2 separate regions of the Homo sapiens genome follow, and region 2 is linked to region 1. A link is a contact called in ENCODE Hi-C or POLR2A ChIA-PET data. All regions are on one chromosome and are shown on one strand. Each heading gives the region's core, a stretch centred on a gene start or an enhancer-like site at or near the end of the contact. The rest is flanking DNA. Distances are from core to core; before and after follow the strand shown.

Evidence for each region. Hi-C counts contacts between places; a loop is a spot of excess contacts on that map. ChIA-PET counts read pairs that join two places held with the same protein, here RNA polymerase II (POLR2A). Pooled maps may share reads with other maps.
Region 2: a pooled map shows a loop between it and region 1 (3-fold over the local background). The contact joins two enhancer-like sites. A Hi-C loop is called at or near these places in 2 of 50 pooled maps. POLR2A ChIA-PET finds 5 or more read pairs at or near these places in 2 of 52 experiments (IMR-90 and activated naive CD4-positive, alpha-beta T cell).

Annotation. Positions count from the first base shown.
Region 1 is chr2:227,307,625-227,310,241 of GRCh38, reverse strand. COL4A3 (collagen type IV alpha 3 chain) reads right to left here. Exons shown (of 52, transcript NM_000091.5): 48 at 2,323-2,532; 49 at 1,166-1,343; 50 at 924-1,038. All of the region lies in intron 1 of MFF-DT (MFF divergent transcript), which reads left to right. Among named protein-coding and RNA genes, the nearest start is that of MFF-DT, 16 kb to the left of the region's middle. Within about 2 kb of position 1,306, at least 2 of the 41 ENCODE cell types and tissues checked have a DNase peak (open chromatin) inside an H3K27ac peak, as active enhancers do.
Region 2 is chr2:227,481,835-227,484,451 of GRCh38, reverse strand. The region is part of intron 1 of AGFG1 (ArfGAP with FG repeats 1); the gene reads right to left. Among named protein-coding and RNA genes, the nearest start is that of AGFG1, 11 kb to the right of the region's middle. Within about 2 kb of position 1,316, at least 4 of the 41 ENCODE cell types and tissues checked have a DNase peak (open chromatin) inside an H3K27ac peak, as active enhancers do.

The sequences.
Region 1 (2,617 bases), core at 57-2,556:
TATGACAGTCATCACAGTCACACATGGCCAATCCATAAACTTCTTCACTAGCATTTACATCTGAAAGCTTTTTCTTTAAAAGACTATTTTTCTTTGCTTTTATCTCCATATGAATGTCAAAAGGGGCACAGATTTTGGAGCAGATAGACCTGGGTTCAGATCCTAGCTTTTCCACTAAATAGTTGTAAGACCCTGGGGAAAGTACTTCATTCTTATTTGTAAAACTGTAAATGATAGAAATTACCTATGAGCGTTTTCATAAAAATTACAGAGAATGTATGTAAAGCAGTTATCTTATAAAAAATAGGCATTCCAGGCTGGGTGCAGTGACTCATGCCTGTAATCCCAGCACTTTGGGAGGCTGAGTTGGGCAGATCACTGGAGGTCAGGAGTTTGAGACCAGCCTGGGCAATATGGTGAAACCCAGTCTCTACTAAAAAAACAAAACAAACAAAAAACCAAAAATACAAAAATTAGCTGGGCATGGTAGCACAGACCTGCAATCTCAGCTACTCAGCAGGCCGAGGCAGGAGAATCACTTGAACCTGGGAGGCGGAGGTTGCAGTGAGCCAAAATCACTCCACTGCACTCCAGCCTGGGTGACAGAGCGAGAATCTGTCTCAAAAGATAAAAAAAATAATAAAAAGAGACATTCCATTATCAATAAAACGCAGCTACTATTCACCTAAATTTCATAATAGAATTTGTAGGTAATCTCCTCCTGAGAAGTCTTTTTTAGTACTCCATTATTTACCAAAAGTAAAAAAAAAAAGTCTGTTTGTAGATTTTCAAGGAAATGTCTATGGCATGTTGCACACACGGACAGCAGGCAGCATCGACCCTGGGAATCACATTTTACCCAGCACAATGTAACATTCTACAGGTAGTCTTTACCCTAAACCTCCTGTTCCTTTTCTCCTCACCATGATGAATGAAAATCCTTTCCAGAGAGAAATCCAGCCGTGAGGACATGGAGGAATGTCAGTGGTTTGGCTGTGAACGGCTATGGCGATCGCAGGACCTTCACAAACAGTGCATCTGTAACATGAAACAAAGACTATGGCGGCATTGCCACTTTCTGCACTGTCATGTGCTGCCTTTCATTCCATTACAAGGGAAGTGATTCACTTGGTCCCATTGTAAAACTAGGGGATTGGATTTTTACCTGCTTATATAAGGCTCAAGGGCTCTGCCAGTAATGGGAGCCATGTTCATTGGCATCAGAGCTGGTGTTGACAGCCAGTATGAATAATCATTTCGAGATGCAAAATTACATACATCATTGACATTGCAGAATAAGAATGGCATTGTGGTAAATCGCTGCAGGCAGCTGCCAAGAGTTCCTAATGAAACATCAGACTGAGTATCACTTTCAGTAAGTTAAAGTTATTTTCAGCATCGTTACTAGAGAGAAGCTAATTTAAATGTAACCTGCAGCAAAAGCTGGACAAAGACAACACAAAAGAGTTATCTGCAAAATGTAGTATTGAAAAGTTTTCATACTGATAGAAATCAAAGATCCAATAGGCAAACAAATCTTCTTTCTCCCACCTTTAATACTTCCGGTGGCTCTTTCTAATCGATTTAGAACATGGGGGCTAGCATAGATCAGTTGGGATAGTGTTTTTGCTTCAAAGTATTCCCACTTATTCATATGTACATAATAGCTAATAACCAAATAAAGGTTTAGAAAAGCAGTTATTTGTGAGATTGAAAAGCAAATGGGTGGGCTGGGCATGGTGGCTCACGCCTGTAATCCCAGCACTTTGGGAGGCTGAGGAGGGAGGATTGCTTGAGTTCAAGAGTTTGAGAGAAACCTTGACAGCATAGCCAGACCTCATCTCTACTGAAAATCAAAAAAATTAGCTTGGTATAGTGGTGTGTGCCTGTAGTCCCAGCCATTTGGGAGTCTGAGGTGGGAGGATGGCTTGAGCCTAGGATGTGGAGGCTGCAGTGAGCCATGATTGCACCACTGCACTCCAGCCTGGGTGATGAAAGTGAGACCCTGTGTGAAAAAGAAAAAAGAAAAAGAAAAAGCACCAAAAAGATAAATGCAGACAGGTGGTTTAGGGAGTTTTAGGGGCAAATTGTTTGCACTGAATGGGAGGAGCTAGGCTAGCATTCCTGAGCTAGGCTCCTTCCACCATTTTACATTCCAGAATGAAAATTAGACAGGCCAGTGTTTTATTTGCTCTCTTTAAAATGTATCAGGAGACACTCAAGGTTATTTACACTTAACTTCAGAGGGAAGCATCCTAGGCTATAAAGATTTACAATCTGCATGTGGAACAGCACAACTGGCAACTGGGACTGGGACATTACCAAGGTCTTGTCCGTGGGCTCGTTGATTTCCTTGTACAAAAAGAAAAGAAAACCCACTGTAGAGTGGCACTGTCCCCTCTGGACATGAAGGAATTGCTGTGGTTTGACTGTGTCGGGTGAAGACAAAGCCTCTCGTTGTCCAGGTTGCAGGTGATCCACTGTCTCCACGTTTTCCTTTCAAACCTGGCAATCCATCTGATCCAGCTGGTCCTTCAAAAAACACATTCTAAATGTTGCAACATACACAAAAATCTTAAACTCGTTTTTTCAAAGTACTAATTTAAATATATTTTAT
Region 2 (2,617 bases), core at 67-2,566, 170 kb before region 1:
ATCTTAATCCCAGCAGGCGGGTGGATCACTTGTGATCAGGAGTTCGAGAGCAGCCTGGCCAACATGGTTAAAACTCCATCTCTACTAAAAATAGAAAAATTAGCCAGGTGTGGTGGCAGTCCTCAATCCCAGCTACTCAGGAGTCTGAGGCAGCAGAATCACTTGAACCTGGGAGGCAGAGGTTGCAGTGAGCCGAGATCACGCCACTGCACTCCAGCCTGGGCCACAGAGTAAAACTCCGTCTCAAAAAAAAAGAAACACCACTTAAATGAAACTACTTTGTATTTTTAAAGACCTTGTATTAACAGAAGATTAAAATACTGATTAACTCTGGAATGTTAATATCAATAGTACAATTTCAATTGTGACCATAAAAGAAAATGGAGGGTGGGGGTAGGGGGGAGGGATAGCATTAGGAGATATACCTAATGTTAATGGGTGCAGCACACCAACATGGCATGTGTATATATATGTAACAAACCTGCACGTTGTGCACATGTACCCCAAAACTTAAAGTATAATAAAAAAAAGAAAACGGAATTCCACAAGTAAAAGGGAAAAATCAAAACAAAACCAAAAAAACTTGGCCAATTTTTTAATTAAACATGCATGTGCCATACAACCTAGCCCTAGATATTTACCCAAGTGAAATGAAAACTTACGTTCACCCAAAAACTTGAGCATAAACATTTACAGCATTTCCATTCATATATATCAAAAACTAGAAACTCCTCAAACAGAAAATGGAAAAACAAACAAGCAATGGAATACTACTTAGCAACAAGGAGGAACAAACTATTAAGATAAACAACAACTAACTTGGATTAATCTTAAAGATAATATGTTGAGTGAAAAAAGGCAATCTAGAAAAGTTATGAGTCCATTTACACAACATTCTTGGAAAGACAAAACCTGCAGTGTTGGAGAACAGATCAGTAATTGCCAGGAGTACAGTAAAAACAAGGGCTAAAAGTTTTTTGGGGTGATGGAAAACTTGCATGTTCTAATTTGAGTGGTGGCTATATGAATCTATACATATGTTAAGATTCACAGAACTGCATACCAAAAAATTATAACGTATGTCAAGAAATAAAAAAACTGTAGTCCTGATTTCGTGTTAGTATCTATAGTAACCACAATTTTTAGAGTAATTAAATTTATCATTAGCAGACTATCTTCACCTACCAAATTTGATCATTTAAGTGAATAAAATCCTGCAGTGAATCAAAACAAGTATTTTTAAGATGTGAACCTGAGGTCACTTCCCTTTTTTGCTAAAGCCCTTCTAGCTACAGGGTGAATTCAGGGTTTATAAAACACTTTTCTGTCATATTAGTCATAACTATTGGATGAAAGTGTTGGGTAAGTAAACCACATTACTTTCATGGGGCCAATACTGAAGTACCACCCATTCCAGATCCTCAAATACACATTTTAAGTCTTCAGTTTTGTGCAAAAAAAAAAAAAAAAAAGACTCAATAACTGCAGTTTTGATATCTTGAAAACATGTTTGCAAGTTAACTGGTTTCAAGAAGTTCAAAGTAGCCTACTGGTGCAGCCCAATACATTTTTGTAGTATAATTAAGACATCTGCAGATCCCCAGGAGATTTAGTTTTAATGACCACCACCCAGGTATGACTGTAACCAGATGGTGTGGCTCATTCCATATGTCCATCAGTGTGCTGCTCTTAACTAGGCCTCAAACAATCTTGCAAATAACCATTTGTTCAATTCAAATAACAATCTGTGCTGGATGAGTAAGTAGGAAAGCTTATTTAGTTAGTTTTATTAATTGTTTTTCTCCTGCTGTGGGAGAAGCTGGTAAAAATATTTTTAATAACCTGTGGAAGTTTATGTAGTTGCCAATAATACTGGCAGAAAGTAATAAAGTTGACATTTAGATCTAGCCCATCCTAGTTATTTACTAAAAATATTACATATGTTTCATAGCATAAAATTATACATTTAAAATCTAGAACAGATGGAAGGAAGGTGCCTTTAGTAGGTTATCAAATCTACAAACTATTGATGCCAAGACACCGTATATGTTGGCTAGTCCAAAATATTCGTCTATCCAGAGTCCAACATTAAAAAACTGAATATATTTAGCTTTCTATATATAATAATAAGCATGATATAAATCCCTATTGTTATTCTGAGTTTCTGGGAAAGCCACAAATACTACACCATAAGGTCCTTGTAACACTTAGAGCAAGCATCTAAAAAATAATATTCAAGTTATGACTTAAACCTAATTAAGGCATTCTAGTTAAAAGTAGTGGACAAGGCTGGGTGCGGTGGCTCACGCCTGTAATCTCAGCACTTTGGGAGGCCGAAGCGGGCAGATCACGAGGTCAGGAGATCGAGACCATCCTGGCTGACATGGTGAAACCCCGTCTTTACTAAAAATACAAAAAATTAGCGGGGCAAGGTGGCGGGCGCCTGTAGTCCCAGCTACGTGGGAGGCTGAGGCAGGAAAATGGCGTGAACCCGGGAGGCAGAGCTTGCAGTGAGCAGAGATCGCGCCCCTGCACTCCAACCTGGGCAACAGCGAGACTCTGTCTCAAAAAAAAAAAAAAAAAAAAAAGTAGTGGACAAAATCTAAATCTCTTCACA